Regions from separate parts of the Homo sapiens genome. Here regions 2 and 3 are each linked to region 1. A link is an interaction called in ENCODE POLR2A ChIA-PET data of the cell type or tissue named here. Cell type or tissue: HCT116. All regions are shown on one strand. Links, peaks and the distances in the headings refer to the core of each region. The heading gives the core; the rest is flanking DNA. Region 1 overlaps MIR31HG (MIR31 host gene). Region 2 has its middle 4.5 kb from the start of IFNA14. Region 3 has its middle 6.5 kb from the start of IFNA7.

Evidence for each region. ChIA-PET counts read pairs that join two places held together with the same protein. Peaks named below come from ENCODE experiments on the same cell type or tissue, not always from the same donor. Only the 100,000 strongest peaks of a DNase experiment are listed, where the experiment ranks them.
Region 2: POLR2A ChIA-PET joins it to region 1 with 5 read pairs; 2 of 35 experiments call an interaction of 5 or more read pairs at or near these places.
Region 3: POLR2A ChIA-PET joins it to region 1 with 6 read pairs; 1 of 35 experiments calls an interaction of 5 or more read pairs at or near these places.

The regions. Positions count from the first base shown.
Region 1 is chr9:21,518,683-21,524,613 of GRCh38, reverse strand. All of the region lies in intron 1 of MIR31HG (MIR31 host gene), which reads left to right. It overlaps LOC124900282 (small nucleolar RNA SNORD55/SNORD39), which reads left to right and starts at 232; the gene lies at 232-307. In HCT116, for the core only: no CTCF peak of the experiment used is centred there; a DNase peak (open chromatin) is centred at 2,928; H3K27ac peaks cover 4,591 bases.
Region 2 is chr9:21,232,527-21,238,457 of GRCh38, reverse strand. No RefSeq gene overlaps it. Among named protein-coding and RNA genes, the nearest start is that of IFNA14, 4.5 kb to the left of the region's middle. In HCT116, for the core only: a CTCF peak has its summit at 2,518 (motif pointing left); a DNase peak (open chromatin) is centred at 2,517.
Region 3 is chr9:21,192,780-21,198,710 of GRCh38, reverse strand. No RefSeq gene overlaps it. Among named protein-coding and RNA genes, the nearest start is that of IFNA7, 6.5 kb to the left of the region's middle. RefSeq lists an enhancer at 3,272-3,331. In HCT116, for the core only: a CTCF peak has its summit at 3,399 (motif pointing left); a DNase peak (open chromatin) is centred at 3,380.

The DNA.
Region 1 (5,931 bases), core at 354-5,353:
ATACTCTAAAATCAATGACATAATCGGACACAAAACATTCCTCACCAAATGCTGTATAATGAGTACTAGGCTCATTATAATAACCACCCTCTCAGACCACACCACAATCAAATTAGAAAACAAGACTAAGAAATCCACTTAAAACCATATATTTAAATGGAAATAGAATAACCTACTCCTGAATGACTTTTGGGTAAATAGTAAAATTAAGGCAGAAATCAAGTTCTTTGAAACTATTGAGAACAAAGATGCAACATACCACTCGAGTGTGCAGTGGGGAAGCCAACCTTGGACAGCTGAGCATGTGAGAAAAAAAAAAAGATGCAACATACCAGAATCTGTGGGACACAGCTAAGGCAGTGTTAAGCAGGAAATTTATAGCACTAAATGCTCACATCAAAAGTTAGAAATACCTCAGTTTAACAAGCTGACATCACAACCAAAAGGACTAGAGAACCAATAGCAAACAAACCTCAAAGTTAGCAGAAGACAAGAAATACCCAAAATCAGAGCTGAACTGAGATTGAGACATGAAAAAAAACATTCAAAATATCAATGAATTCAGGAGTGGGTTTTTGAAAAAATTACTAAAATAGGTAGACTGCTAGCTAGACTAATAAGAAAAACTAGAAGATCCAAATAAACACAATTAGAAATGTCAAAGAGGATATTACTGCTGACCCTACAGAAATACAGATAACCATCAGAGAACATTATGCACATAAACTGGAAAATCTCAAAGAAATGGATAAATTCCTGGAGACATACATCCTCCCAAGACTGAGCCAAGAAGAAATTGAAACCCCGAACAGACCAATAATGAGCTCCAAAATTGAATTAGTAATAAATAGCCTACCAACCAAACAGAACTAGAGCCAAATTCTACCATATGTACAAAGAAGAGCTAATACCATTCCTACTGAAACTATTGCAAAAATTGAGGAGGGACTCCTCCCTAACTCATCCTATGAGGCCAACATCATTCTGATAACAAAACCTGGCAGAGACACAACAACAACAAAAAAACTTGAGGCCAGTATCCTTGATGAATATCAGTGCAAAAATCCTCAACAAAATACTGGTAAACCAAATCCAGCAGCACATCAAAAAGCTTATCCACCACAATCAAGTAGGCTTTATCCCTGGTATACAAGTTGGTTCAACATACACAATTCAATAAATGTGATTCATCACATAAATGGAGCTAAAGACAAAAACCATATGATTATCTCAGTAGATACAGAAAAGGCTTTTGATAAAATTCAACACCCCTGCATGTTAAAATCTTTCAATAAACTAGGTATTGAAGGAACACACCTCAAAATAATGAGAGCCATCTATAGCAAACCCACAGCCAACATCATACTGAGTGGGCAAAAGCTGGAACCATCTCTCTTGAAAACGGACACAAGACAAGGATGCTGTCTCTCACACCTCCTATTCAACATAGTATTGGATGTCCTGTCCAGAGCAATAGGCAAGAGAAATAAAGGGCATCCAAATAGGAAGAGAGGAAGTCAAACTATTTCTGTTTGCAGACAACATGATCCTAAATCTAGAAAACCTCATATTCTTGGTTCAAAAGCTCCTTCAGCTGATAAACAACTTCAGAGTCCAAGGATACAAAATCAGGGTACAAAAATCACTAGCATTACTTTAGACCAACGACAGTAACTAAACTAGAAATGCTTTATACCAGTTTGGCCAAGAGCCAAATCAAGAGCACAATCCCGTTCACAATTGCTACAAAAGAATAAAGTACCTAGGAATACAGCTAACCAGGGTGGTGAAAGCTCTCTTCAAGGAGGACTACAAAACACTTTTCAAAGAAATCAGAGGTAACAGAAACAAATGGAAAAATATTCCATGCTAACGGATAGGAAGAATCAATATTGTCAAAATGGCCATACTGCTCAAAGCAATTTATAGATTCAGTGTTATTCCTATCAAATGACCAATGACGTTCTTCACAGAACTAGAAAAAAAACTATGTAAAAATTCATATGGAACCAAAAAAGAGCCCAAAACGCAAGAAGATCCTAAGCGAAAAGAACAAAGCTCAGGGCATCATGCTACCTGACTTCAGACCATACTCTAGGGCTATAATAACCAAAACAGCATGGTGCTGGTACAAAAACAGACACATAAACCATTGGAACAGAATAGAGAGCCCAGAAATAAGGCCTTGCACCTACAACTATCTGACCTTTGATGAAATTGACAAGAATAAGCAATGGGGAAAGGACTCCATATTCAATAAATGGTGCTGGGATAACTGGCTAGCCATATGCAGAAGACTGAAACTGGACCCCTTCCTTATACCATATACAGAAATCACCTAAAGATGGATTAAAGACTAAATGTAAAACCCAAACCTATAAAAACCCTGTAAGACAACCTAAGCAATTCCATTCTGGACATAGGCAAAGATTTTATGATGAAGACACCAAAAGCAATTTCAACAAAAGCAAAAATTGGCAAATGGGATCTAATTAAAGAGTTTCTGTGCAGCAAAAGAAACTATCAACAGAGTAAACAGACAACCTACAGAAAGGGAGAAAAATTTTGCAAACTATGCTTCTGAGAAAGGTGTAATATCCAGCATCTATGAGAAACTTAAACCAATTTACAAGAAAAAAAAACCCCATTAAAAAGTGGGCACAGGATAAAAAGGAATGAGTTCCTGTCCTTTGCAGGGACATGGATGGAGCTGGAAGCCATTATCCTCAGCAAAGTAACGCAGGAACAGAAAACCAAACACCACATGATCTTATAAATGGGAGCTGAACAAGGAGAATGCATGGAAATGGAGGGGAACAACACACACTGGGGGCTGTCAAGGTGAGGTCAGGAGGAGGGAGCCATCAGGAAAAATAGCTAATGCATGCTAAGCTTAATACTTAGAAGATGGGTTGATAGGTGCAGCAAACCACCACGACACACATTTACATAACAAACCTGTGCATCCTTCACATGTGCCCTGTAACAAAAAAAAAAAGTGGGTGAATGATGTGAACAGACACTTTTCAAAAGGAGACATACACACAGCCAACAGGCATATGAAAAAAAGCTGAACATCACTGATCATTAGAGAAATGCAAATCAAAACAGTGAGATACTGTCTCACACCAGTCAGAATGGCTTTTATTAAAAATTCAAGAAATAGCAGATGCTGGCAAGGTTGTGGAGAAAAAGGAATGCTTATTCACTGTTGGTAGAAATGTAAATTTGTTCAACCATTGTGGAAGACAGATACCTCAAAAACCTAAAAACAGAAATACCATTCAACCCAGCAATCCCATTACTAGGATATAAATCATTCTGTCATAAAGGAATATAAACCATGCTGTTATAAAGGAATATAAGTCATTCTGTCATAAAGACACATGCACGTGTATGTTCATTGTGGCACTATTCACAATAACAAAGACATGGAATTAACCAAAATGTACATCACTGATAGACTGGATAAAGAAAAAGTGATACAGCTAAATCCTGGAATACTATGTAGCCATAAAAAAGAACACGTAGGAACATGGATGGAGCTGGAGGCCATTTATCCTTAGCAAACTGACACATGAACAGAAAACCAAATACCAGGTATTTTCACTTATAAGTGGGAGCTAAATGATGAGAACACATGGACACATAGAAGGGAACAACAGACACTGGGGCTTACAAGAGGGTGAAGGTTGGGAGGAGGGAGAAGATCAGGAAACATAACTAATGAGTACGAGGCTTAATACTTTGGTGACTAAATAATATGTACAACAAACCCCCATGACACAAGTTTACCAATATAACAAAGCTGCACATATACTCCTGAGCTTAAAATAAATGTTAAAAAAAAAAGTGAGAAAAAAAAAATTGCCAGAGTCGCCCCAGCCTTCAGCTGACACCACTGTATGATCAGCCAGTAGCCATCAAGATCAAGATAAGACCTTCCACCAGTAAAAAGGTTACAACTTGCTGGAGGCTCAGCTGATCATTAGCGTTTTTTAGCAATATTTTAAAAATAAGATATGTACTTTTATTTAGACATAATGCTAGTGCACAGTTTATAGACTACAGTGTAATATAACTTCTATATGCACTGGAAAGCAAATTTGTGTCACTTGCTGTATTGTGATATTCACTTTATTGTGGTGGTCTGGAACAGACCCACAATATCTCCAAGATATGCCTGTAGAAGCTTCTCTAGACCTTTGATATTTGGCTGGATATTATAAAAATAAACACACCCCATTCCTGAATCCAGAAGTTTTTCAATCACAGTGTCAATATCTGTAGGTCATGAGCGTGCCCATTCAGCATTTATTGGGCTTAATGTATGTGCAGATTCTTTGGTGGGCCTTGGGATAAAAAGTTTAAGAAGACATGTCCATGCCCACAAAGAGCTCAAAAGCTAGTGGGAGAGGTATGTGTACAGTGAGAATAGGGACTCTACATCAAGGTGTGTGGTGGAAGTGGAGAGACACAAGCAAAGAAGGGGGCACTACCTAACCATTGTCTTAAAGGATTAATTCTGGTTTGCCAGGTAGACCAAGCGGCATGTTCAGGGAGTGTTACAGAGTTAGGGAACAACACTTGGAAAGGGCTCAAGACTTAGCATTCTAAGGGAATGCCACTTGTGGGTGATGGAAATATCTGGAAGCCCTTGACTTTTGGATTAGTTGGGAAATTCCTCTGAAATGTGTGCATTATGTCTGACTTTGGTCTTAGTTGGGTCACAGGCAACCATTAGCCTGATAATATAAATGTTTTGTATTTTATGTGTTTCGACAGTATTCTGAAGCTTATTGACAAACCAGAAAACGGAGTCATTTATAGTTTTGTTGTGAATCAACATGGTGAATCATTGTTTAGTTTTGTTTTGTTTTGAGCTCAGAATGCTTCCTTTTGGAATGATGAAGCAGAATGACCATTTGAGGAATATTTCAGGGGCAGAAGAAATGGCAGGAACAAAGTGGGAATAGTATGCCAGGGGGTAGTGAGGAGATGATTCCAGCCCCAAAGAAAAGCCCCATTGGTCCGTAGAAAATAAGGGTGGTAATGTTGGAAGTTAGTTTGGGGGCACAGATAGAATGCAGACTCTGAGGGAAGACATGCTGAATTCAGATTCTAACATTAACTAGCACTGTGATTGTGAACTAATGACTTAACCTTTCTGAGGTTTAGTTTTCTCAGCTATATAGTATAAAATGGAAAAAAATTCTTCAACAGCTTTTCAGTTTGGAGTTAGGATTTAATAAAAGAATAGATGTACAGCTCTTGACAATGTATTCTAAATACATCTTACCTTTGGTTCAGACTTTGGAGGATATAGAATATGAATTTAATGTGTAAATCAACCATTACAAATATTTTATTTTTTAAAGATATGCACATGTCATAGTCCATTTGTGCTGCTATAACAAAATACCACAGGCTAGGTAATTTATAAATAAGAGAAATTTATTTTTCACAGTACTGGAGGCAGGGAGATCAAGGCACTGGCAGGTTTTGTGTTTGCTGAGAGCCAGGTCTTCACTTCAAAGATGGTGCCTTTTTGCTGCCTCTCTCTGAGAGGATGGACACTGTGTAGTCACATGGCCAGAAGGTGGAAGGGCAAGAGAGTGCTCCCTTCAACCTCCAGCCCTTTTATAAGGATTCGAATCTCATCCACGAGGGTGGAATCCTCATGACCTAATCACTTTTCAGAGGCCACGCCTCTTAATCCTGTTGCGTTGGGGATTGTCTTAACATAAATTTTGGAGGGGCACCATTTTTCAAACTAAAGCAGCACTGTACTAAATCTTTATGGGTGGTGGCTATACAGTAATGAAAAAGTCCTTTTGAAATGTCTTTTTTTGATGAAAAAGTGCTTGCCTGGGCCTTAGGAAGCACCATATAAATACTGGTAAGTCACTGAGCTCCTCGTGTCACTCATAA
Region 2 (5,931 bases), core at 457-5,456, 290 kb after region 1:
ATTAAAGTGTGGGAACAGAAGAGACACAAAGAAAACAGAGGTGGAATACCTCAATATTAGAAGGAGAAGAGGGAATGATGATAAAAGTGTATTTAGAAAACAAACATGCTTATAAAAAGAATCAATAGACTTATAGAAAATGTGAATTAAAACTGAGCACTACAGGAAGAAAATAGATGGCAATGCAGAGATTACTGAGAGCTGGATTGATAGAATTAATCAGCAGAAGCCATACTGGGGTAGGTAGAAGAATCAATGAGAAAAGAAAAATCAGGATAACACATACAGAAAATTGTGAAAGATCTGCCTTTGCAATGGAGGGAAGTAATAAGTTGGACCCGCCAAAAATGTGGATTATCTTTTATCTGCATAGTGTTTCCTTTTTGAAAATACATGTCAATGAATAAATTTCATAAATGTGATGCACTGATAAATCATATTAATACATTTAATATTTTATATATTTAAAGCATAAAATGTAAAATTATTTACAATAGTAATTGATCATTATTTTGATTAATACTCTGTTAAATGTCAGTAAAAACTGACACATTTCTTTCATAAAATAAAATTGGAAACTGGAAAAGAGAATCTCTTTCTCAATACTTTAGGAATGGGGAAAGGATTCCCTATTTAATAAATGGTGCTGGGAAAACTGGATAGCCATATGCAGAAAACTGAAACTGGACCCTTCCTTACATCTTATACAAAAATTAACTCAAGATGGATATAAGACTTAAATGTAAAACCCAAAACCATAAAAACCCTAGAATAAAACATAGGCAATAGCATTCAGGACATAGGCATGGGCAAAGATTTTATGATGAAATTGCCAAAAGCAACTGCATCTAAAGCTAAAATTGACAAATGGCATCTAATTAAAGAGCTTCTGCACAGCAAACGAAATTATCAGTCATCACAGCGAACAGGCAACCTACAGAACGGGAGAAAATTTTTGCAGTCTATCCAATTGACAGAGGTCTAATATCCAGAATGTAAAAAGAACTTAAACAAATTTAGAAAAAAAAACATCAAAAAGTGGCAAAACATGAACAGACATTTCTCAAAAGGAGACATTTATGTGGCCCATAAAGATGAAAAAAGCTCAACATCACTGATCATTAGAGAAAGGAAAATCAAAACACCAATGAGATACCATCTCATGCCCCTCAGAATGGTGATTATTAAAAAGTCAGGAAACAACAGATGCTGGTGAAGCTGTGGAAAAACAGGAAAGCTTTTACACTGTTGGTGGGAATGTAAATTACTTCAACCATTGTGGAAGACTGTGGTAATTCATCAAGGATCTAGAACCAGAAATAGCATTTGACCCAGCAATCCCATTCCTGAGTAATACCCAAAGAAATATATGTCATTCTATTATGAAAATACATGCACGTGTATGTTTACTGCAGCCCTATTTACAATAGCAAAGACACAAAACCAACCCAAATGCCCATCAATGATAGATGGGATTTTTAAAAATTGTGCTTAAAACCTAGATGACAAGTTGATAGGTGCAGCAAACCACCATGGCACATGTATACCTATGTAACAAATCTACAGGTTCTGCACATGTATTCCAGAACTTAAAGCAAAATCAAAAAAAAAAAAAAGAAAGAAAGAGAGAGAGCAAGTTGGTCAAAATCAGCTGAAAATACAACATGAACCAAGGAAATTCAGAGAGCAGGAGATGGTTGTGTATAAATGAGGAAAAAACGAGATTAATAATTATTAAGCAAATCCCAATTCAAAATTTACACATCAGGTATAAATAACAATAACTTATTTTACATTGAAATTCCATTCTGGTTGCATATATATTTTTTTGGCAGCCTAAAAAAACAGAATTCTATCATGAATTCTAAAGAGGCTGAAAAATTGTCTCACCTCATTTCAAAGTCCTACTTACACTTAGTCAGGAAATGGTGGCTTCTATAAATACCTGACAGAGGAGCAGCATCTAGATTGAAGTGCAGAATACACGTGTTGATGGTTAACTGATTCTGGCACCTGGAACATTTGTTTCCTGGCTCTCAGAATCCCAGAGTACACTCCCATATGAAGTTACTCTCCTAAACTTAAGTAAAATATACATCTTTGCTGGTTCTGAGAGCTGACACACTTTTCCCTTTCCTCCATGCTTTTCTGTATCCCATTTTTTCACTCCCATATCACATTAGTTTCCTTCCTCTTCCTCTAGAAATGCGCACTGTGCTCTCTTCTTCACTCATCATTAGCCTGCACTGCCTCTTCATACAGCTGTTTTCAGTTCTCTTGTGGGTTTTACCCATCACTTTTCCCTTAAGAGCACAAAATCACAAATTAAAGCAGAAGGTCAGTGAAAGTTCTAGGTTTTTCAGAAGCTCTTTTTATAAAATACTCTTTTTCCTTTCTTATGATGAATATTTCTGTAAAACACGGAATGTCGCTGTTGCAATGACATAACAGTAGCTTAGCAAAAAAGGAAATAAAACGCAGGTTCCATTCTACTTTGAGACTATTACAAGATTTACAGGGAAAGAGAGCCACCAACTGGTCAAAGTGCACCAACACAGCAGCCAAGTCTGAGGACAGCAGGCTGTGAATGCAGAAGTAGGCCTCCTGGCAGGATATTTATCTTCATAGCTAAAAAGAGGCTCTTCCCAAGAAAGAACTATCACGGTACTGGAATTAGCCCATTTCCTTAACTTCTGTATCGTGGAGAGAGAAAATACTCCCAGCTTCAGGCATGACATGTCCTCTTGGGGCAATGGACAGCTATGGGGAAAGAGAAAGGGTCTGGATATGTCCCTTTCCTCCAGCCTGCCCAGCCTCCCCGGGACCTCCTAACTTATCCCTTCCTCTATGGATTGTGCTAGACTAGGAATGAGAAGAGCCGGTCAATCTGGGTGTAGAACTTCAAGGGAATTTGATTTGTGATCTCTCTATCAAGATTGTGGAAGCTTTCATAGACTATATCCTGAAATACATTTTCCAAGTTGTTTGTTTTCTCCCTGTCTCTTTAAAGGATGGAAGTGATTCCTAGATTTGGCCTCTTTATACCACCCCCTATTTCTTGGAGGTTTTGTTCATTGCTCTTCATTCTTTTTTCTTTATTTTTGTCTGATTGTCTTATTTCAGAGAGCCAGTCTTCAAGTCCTGAGATTCTGTCCTCAGCTTGGTCTATTCTGCTGTTAATACTTGTGATTGCATTGTGAAATTCTTGTAGTGTGTACATCTACTAGGTCCGTTAGGTTCTTTTTCATACTGGCTATTTGGCTATCAACTCTTCTCTCTTTTGATTGTGATTCTTAGTTTCCTTGGTTTAGGTTTTACTGTTTTCCTGAATCTCAATGGAATTCCTTTCTATCCCTATTCTGAATTATATTTCTGTCATTTTAGCTAACTCATTTTGGTTAAGAACCCTTGTTGGAGAACTAGTGTGATTATTTGGAGGACATAAGATGCTCTGTCCATTTGAGTTACTGTAGTTCTTGCATTGGTTCTTTCTCATCTCTGCATATGGGAGTGTAGCTTGAGTTCAATCAATAAAGAGACTTATTTTCTGGCTGTGTTCACAGGGCTGTAGCTTTGTGCAGGGTCTTTATTTGTAGCTGACATGTCTTTGGTTGAATGAGGGTGTGTTAGTGAGATTTGTTGGTGTTGAAGCTTTGGGCATGACCTAGTAGGTGACTCTTAGGTGCAGTGGTCAGTTGTCAGGCTCTTGCTCAGTCATGGGGCTCACCTACATTTCCTCACGGTTGTACACGTGCTCCATCTCAATGCTTTGAAAGTTTGGGCTCCTCTCCCACTTGAGTGCTGACTGTACCTTGTATCTTGGCACTCCCAGGCTGCCCACAACAGCTCTGGGGTGATCTCAGGGTTAATGTTTTCTCCCCAACTTGGAGCCATCGAAGGAAGGGACCTTAGTAGTTGTTGTAACTGAGGGTCTTTTGCTTGTCTCCGGGGGGCTCCACCACAGAGAAGCAGGTCAGCAGTCACTCAGTGCAATCAGCGTGGGATGGGAGTGTGTCCTGTGGGCCCAAGCCAGGGGTTCCCTGCCTGGTGATGTGAGGGGTGGGTGATTGACCAATGGCAGACAGACTGGCCTCCTCTCTTGGGTTGACGGCAGCTTGTTGGAGGTATGGATAAGGTACTTGAGGTCTCTGCTCCTTCATCAGTTCCAAGGTAGCTGGGGTAGTACCACTGCAGAGGCAGTGGTAGACAGGCTTTCTGTTGCCCCTGGGGTCTCCACCTCCAAGAAATGTGAAGCCATGTTAATGGCAGTGTTTAGCCAGAGGAGTGGGGTGGCTGCACTGCTGGTGTAAGCTTGGGGCTTCACTTTTTGGGTAATAGAAGGTGGCAATCTTACCAGGAGGAGAGACTGTTCTCACCATATGGTAACTGCAGTGTGCTGTAAGTTCATGTGACAGTGGCTTGCTGCAAGCTCGTAAACAAAGAGCTTCAGACTCTTTGTTTCTTCCCCAGACCCAAGGCAGCAGGGATAAAACTGCTGCTGTGGCAGTGGCAGAGGTAGGATGGCTGTGGGAGCCTCTCCCCAGGGAAACTCCAGGCAACTACCAGTGGATATGCTCAGCTATGGGTAGGTTGACTGTTTTGCAGTCATGGGCTGGGGGCCCTGCCTCCTGAAGAATAGGGATGCAGATTCTCAGGGAAGAAAGGCTGGACTCCTCTTTGTATGGTGGCTATGGTGTGCTGGAGGTGAGAGTGTAGTGACTAGGCCCTTTGTTCCTTCCCCAGCCAGAGGGCTGCTGGGGCTGTCCCACTGCAACAGTAGTGGTGGATGGGTTGTGGGTTGACTGTAGGATTTCTTCCTTTGAGAAATGCTGGACTGCCTGATTGAGGAGATGAGGCAGGGGAAGGGTGCCTGTGCTGGAGTCTGGTCAGGTGGATCTGCCCACAGAGGAGAGGTGACAACCAGGAACTGTATGGAGAACAGTATGGTCACTCTTCTGTGAGGCAGTTGCTCTGTTTTGGGGATCTGGACCAGCCACTGTTCCCTACAGACTCTCCAGAGCCTGGAGACAGCAAGGGCAAGAGCTGTGAGAAAGCAAAGATGGCAACCCACCCTTCTCACTGGGAGCTCTGTTCCAGGGAGATGCAGAGCTGTCATTGGCTCAATAGCCCCAACTGGTAGCTGCAGACCCAAGCCTGGCAGACCCACCCAGTGAAGAGAGAGGGGATCACGGACCGACATAACACACAATCTGGCCACTTTTCCATAGGGCTGCTGCAATATGCTGGGGGTCCAATCCAGACCATAGTCACTTCACATTTTTCAGTACCTGAAGATATCAACAGTGAAGGCTATGAAACAGTGAAGATGAGGGCCTGCCCCTCCCCCTGGGAGCTCTGTTCCAGAGAGGTACAACCTGTTGCCTCCTGCAACATACATGCAGGAGGTGGCTGGAGACCCCGGTGGGGATATCTCACCCACTGAGGAGAAACAGTATCAGGGACTCAGGTGAAAAAACAGTCTGGCCACTTTTTGGTAGAGCAGCTGTGCTGTGCTGGGGGTCTGCTACCACCGCCAGCACGAAGAATGGCATTTTCAAGAATGGCTAAGGCTGCTAAACGGCAACAAAGGCTACCTACCCTTCCCTTTGGGAGCGCCATCCCAGGGATATTCGAAACTGCGGTCCACTAGAAAACAGTGGTGGAGGTGACTGGAGACCCCAGTGGGGAGATTCCACCTACAGAAAAGAAACAGGATTTGGGATCGATGTGAATAAGCAATCTGACTGCTTCTCTGTAGAGCTGCTGGGCTGTGCTGGGTGGCTGCTCCAGTCCCTAGCTGCCTTGGACTCCCTAGAACACAAAGGCTCCAATAGCTAAGGCTGTGAAACAGCAAAGATAGCAGCCCACACCCTGCCGGTGGGAGCTCCATGTCAGGGAGGTGTGACGCTGCTACCAGTGTCTGGCTGGATT
Region 3 (5,931 bases), core at 524-5,523, 330 kb after region 1:
CTTGCCCAAGACTGCATAGCTAATAAGTGGCAGAGCCAGAACCTGAGCCCACTGTCCAAGGCGAAGGTGCTTCCTAGCATGGTGGCCACCTCTAGGTAGGAGCTCAGCTGTGCCACCCACTGAGACAGATACACTCCCAACAGCTGTGATTGGGTAGGGTGGCTCCACCTCCCAGATGGGTCCTCAGTTTGCTGAGTGTTGGTTGGATAACTTGACTAACTTTCTCAGCAGTCCTTTGAGCAGCTGAGGTCATACTTAGATGTGACTTACGTGAGACAACAGAGGAGTCCAGGTGAGAGCTGGCAGGCATGGGACCAGGGTGGAGGCGTAGTTTTCCCCACCAGGTGGGTGGAGCCAGGTCTCTTCAAACCAGAGGGCACAATTGCTGTTTTTATTGTTCACGTTGACTGTAGCAAAAATAACTCAGGGCCTGTGAACCTCATCTGTGAAATGTAAATAACCCCTTCTCTGCCTATTTTTTTTTTTTTTTTGAGACGGAGTCTTGCTCTGTTGTGTAGGCTAGAGTTCAAGACCAGCCTGACCAACATGGTGAAACCCTGTCTCTACTAAAAGTACAAAAATTCTCCACCTATCTTACTCTGTAGCTTGGGAAATCACCGAGATAAGAGGTTGGAAGGTGATAACTGTCCAGGCATGCAAGTAGTATGTTTATAGGAATGTGACTGAGCAACAGGGAAATGAGATTTCTCTCTCTCTGTCTCTTTTTTTTTTTTTTTTTTGGAGATAGAGTCTCGCTCTGTCAACCAGGCTACAGTGCAGTGGCGCAATCTCGGCTCACTGCAACTTCCGCCTCCTGGGTTCCAGTGATTCTCCTGTGTCAGCCTCCTGAGTAGATGGGACTACAGGTGCATGCCACCATGCCCAGCTAATTTTTTGTATTTTTAGTAGAGATGGGGTTTCACCATGTTAGCTAGGATGGCCTCCATCTCCTGACCTCATGATCCACCCACCTCGGCCTCCCAAAGTGGTGGGATTACAGGTGTGAGCCACCGCGCCCGGCCGACATTTCATTTTTAACTCGGACGTCAATCAACGTAGCCATATACAGATTTGAAAAGCTTTTCTTTATCTCTGTTAATGGAGAAAAGGAATGACTGCTTTCTTGTCAGAATGAAAGTTTTCAGTTTTAAACTTAACCAGTTCCTGCCATTTTGAAATGTTCACTCATTTCTTACTTTTTTTTTTTCTTTTTTTTTTTTTGACACAGAGTCTCGCTCTGTCACCCAGGCTGGAGTGCAGCGGTGCTATCTCGGCTCACTGCAACCTCTGCCTCCCGGATTCAAACAATTCTCATGCCTCAGCCTCCCGAGTAGCTGGGATTACAGACTCGTGCCACCATACTCAGCTAATTTTTGTACTTTTAGTAGAGACGGGTTTCACCGTGTTTGGCCAGGCTGAGAGGCTAGAGAGAGGGCTCCGTCACCATTTCCCAAGCTCAGAATCCACATAGGCCTTTCCACAGGCAATTCCACTCCCAGGGAACCTGGTGGCTCCAAGAGGAGTTACTAGGGAATTATATTTAGTTAGGTGGCAAGGGCTGGTTAATTATCTCTACTCTTCTTTTGAAAGTAAATTTTATTTTTTTTAATTGCTTTCCTTGCTCCAAAAAAAAACCTTAGAGCAGCAAGAATATAAAAATTCAAAGTAGGTGAGATAGGGAACGTTACATGGCTGTTTAAAAGGAGAAGGCAGATCCACATGTGAGGGCAAGAAAGAGTGCCTACGATCTTATTATTCCAGATTATTACAGTGTGTAGTAAGAATACTGCAGTGGTATGAACATTACGGGCCCCTGGAATCTGAAAAGATGGTGACCTCTTCATAAGCCAGTCTGCAGGGCAAGCACTCAGAAGCAAAGAGGCTTGCCTCAGAGAAAAAGATCCTTGGGACTTTCCAACTCTACTTTTAGGTAGCTCTGATTTGTGTGAGCTTTTCCCATTGAGCATCTTTTACTTTAAAATTAGCTGAAACTTTAAATGTTTAGGACAGAATAAAGTAAAATGAAAAAAAAGAGGGAGGAAAATAAAATAAAAATAAGACCATTATAAAGATGTACCCTATGAAGACATGTCTTTATTAATAAGTCTGAGATTTTTGATAGTTAATGTAAAAGAAGGAAATCAGATCAGTGACACAAGTCACCTTAACCGTTGAATGAAACTGTTTCTTGGCACAGAACAAAATATTTCTCCAGAGGAATTGCACAGAGAAAAGAATCAGTTGACAATAGGTATTAAGCATCAATTATAGGAAATAGAATAACATGGAATTCCTGTCTTCATGAAATGTATACTGTAATGGAGGAGAAAGGATGGTTAAAATAAAATAAATACGAAATTAATTCAAAAAAAAAAACCTAGGTGACGAGTTGATAGGTGAGGCAAACCACCATGGCACACGTATACCTATGAAACAAATCTGCACGTTCTGCACATGTATCCCGGAACTTAAAGCAAAATTTAAAAAGAAAGAAAGTTGGTCAAAATCAGCCGAAAATACAACATGAACCAAGGAAATTCAGAGAGCAGGAGATGGTTGTGTATAAATGAGGAAAAAAGGAGATTAATAATTATTAAGGAAATCCTCACACAAAATTTACACATCTGGTATAAATAATAATAACTTATTTTACATTGAAATTCCATACTGCTTGTATATATTGTTTTTAGGCAGCGTAAAACAACAGAATTCTGTCATGAATTGTAGAGAGGCTGAAAAATTGTCTCAACTCATTTCAAAGTCCTACTTAGTCTGGAATGGTGGCTTGTATAAATACCTGTCAGAGGAGCAGCATCTAGATTGAAGGGCAGAATACACGTGTCGATGGTTAACTGATTCTGGCACCTGGAACATTTGTTTCCTGGCTCTCAGAATTCCAGAGTACACTCCCATATGAAGTTAGTCTCCTAAACTTAAGTAAAGTATACATCTTTGCTGGTTCTGAGAGCTGACACACTTTCCCCTCTCCTCCCTGCTTTTCTGTATCCCATTTTCCACTCCCATATCACACTAGTTTCCTTCCTCTTCCTCTAGAAATGCGCACTGTGCTCTCTTCTTCACTCATCATTAGCCTGCACTGCCTCTTCATACAGCTGTTTTCAGTTCTCTTGTGGGTTTTACCCATCACTTTCCCCTTAAGAGCACAAAATCACAAATTAAAGCAGAAGTTCAGTGAAAGTTCTAGGTTTTTCAGAAGCTCTTTTATAAAATACTCTTTTTCCTTTCTTATGATGAATATTTCTGTAAAAGAGGGAATGTCGCTGTTACAGTGACATAACAGTAGCTTAGCAAAAAAGGAAATAAAAGGCAGGTTCCGTTTTACTTTGAGACTCTTACAACATTTACAGGGAAAGAGAGCCCCCAACTGGTCAAAGTGCACCAAGACAGCAGCCAAGTCTGTGGAGAGCAGGTTATTAATGCAGAAGCAGGCCTCCTGGCAGGAGATTTATCTTCATAGCTAAAAAGAGGCTCTTCCCAAGAAAGAACTGACCCCAGTACTGGAATTAGCCCATTTCCTTAACTTCTGTATCATGGAGAGAGAAAATACTCCCAGCTTCAGGCATGACATGTCGTCTTGGGGCAATGGACAGCTATGGGGAAAGACAAAGGGTCAGGATGTGTCCCTTTCCTCCAGCCTGCCCAGCCTCCCCGGGGCCTCCTAACTTATCCCTTCCTCTATGGATTGTGCTAGACTAGGAATGAGAACAGCCGGTCAATCTGGGTGTAGAACTTCAAGGGAATTTGACTTTTGGTCTCTCTATCAAGGTTGTGGTAGTTTTCATAGATGATATCCTGAAATATATTTTCCAAGTTGTTTGCTTTCTCCGTCTTTTTAAAGGATGCAAGTGACTCTTAGATTTGGCCTCTTTATACAATCCCCTATTTCTTGGAGCTTTTGTTCATTGCTCTTCATTCTTTTTTCTTTATGTTTGTCTGACTGTCTTATTTCAGAGAGCCAGTCTTCAAGTCCTGAGATTCTGTCCTCAGCTTGGTCTATTCTGCTGTTAATACTTGTGATTGCATTGTGAAATTCTTCTAGTAGTGTACCTATACTAGGTCCGTTAGGTTCTTTTTCATACTGGCTATTTTGTCAGTCCACTCCTCTCTCCTTTGATCGTGATTCTTAGTTTCCTTGGTTTAGGTTTTATCATTTTCCTGAATCTCAATGAAATTCCTTTCTATCCTATTCTGAATTATGTTTCTGTCATTTTAGCTAACTCATTATGGTTAAGTACCCCTGTTGGAGAACTAGTGAGATTATTTGGAGGACATAAGATACTTTGTCCTTTTGAGATACTATAGTTCTTCAGTTGGTTCTTTCTCGTCTCTACATATGGGAATGTAGCTTGAGTTCAATCAATAAGTAGACTTCAGTTCTGGATGTGTTCACAGGGCTGCAGCTTTGTGCAGGGTCTTTATTTGAAGCTGACTTGTCTTTGGTTTAATGAGGGTATGTTAGTGACATTTTTTAGTGTCATGCTTTGGGCATGACCTAGTAGGTGACTCTTAGTTGGAGTGGTCAGTTGTAAGGCTCTTGCTCAGTCACGTGGCTCCCCTGTATTTCCCCACGTTTGCAGCCGTGCTCCTTCTCAATGCTATGAAAGTGTGGGCTCCTCTCCCACTGGAGTGCTGACTGTAGCTTGTATCTTGGCACTCCCAGGCTGTACATAACAGCTCTGAGGTGATCTCAGGGTTAATGTTTTCTCCCCGACTTGGAGGCATTGAAGGAAGGGACCTTAGTAGTAGTTGTAACTGAGGGTCTTTTGCTTGTCCCCTGGGGGCTCCACCCCAGAGATGCAGGTGAGCAATCACTCAGAGCATTCAGCTTCGGATGGGGGTGTCTGTGCTGTGGGCCCAAGACAGGGGTTCCCTGCCTGGTGATGTGAGGGGTGGATGGTTGACCAATGGCAGACAGACTGGCCTCCTCTCTTGGGTTGACAGCAGCTTGTTGGAGGTATGCATAAGGCACTTGGGGTCTTGCTCCTTCATTAGTTCCAAGGTAGCTGGGGTAGTACCACTGCAGAGGCAGTGTTAGACAGGCTTTCTGTTACCCCTGGGGTCTCCACCTCCTAGAAATGTGAAGTCATGTTAATGGGAGTGTTTAGCCAGAGGAGTGGGGTGGCTGCACTGCTGGTGTAAGTATGGGACTTCACTTCTTGGGAAACAGGAGGTGGAAAACTTACCAGGAGGAGACTGTTCTCCTCACTATGTGGTAACTGCAGTGTGCTGGAAGTTCAGGTGACTGTGGCATGATGTAAGCTTGTAAACAAAGAGCTTCAGACTCTTTGTCTCTTCCCCAGACCCAAGGCAGCAAGGATAAAACTGCTGCTGTGGCAGTGGCAGAGGTAGGATGGTTGTGGGAGCCTCTCCCCAGGGAAACTCTAGTCAACTACCAGTGGATATGCTCAGCCATGGGTAGGGTGACTGTTCTGCAGTCATGGGCAGGGGGCCCTGCCTCCTGAAGAATAGGGACAGGGATTCTCAGGGAAGAGGGGCTGGACTCCTCTTCATACAGTGGTGATGATGTGCTGGAGGTGCCAGTGTAGTGAATAGGCCTTTGTTCCTTCCCCAGCCGGAGGGCTGCTGGGGCTGTCCCACTGCAACGGTCATGGTGGATGGGTTATGGGTTGACTGTGGGATTTCTTTCTTGGAGAAATGCTGGACTGCCTGATTGAGGAGACGAGGCAAGGGAAGAATGCCTGTGCTGGAGTCTCTGGTCAGGTGGCTCTGCCCACAGAGGAGAGGTGACAACCAGGAACTGCGTGGAGAACAGTGTGGCCACTCTTCTGTGAGGCAGTTGCTCTGTTTTGGGGATCTGGAGCAGCCGCTGTTCCCTACAGACTCCCCAGAGCCTGGAGACAGCAAGGGCAAGAGCTGTGAGAAAGCAAAGATAGCAACCCACCCTTCTCA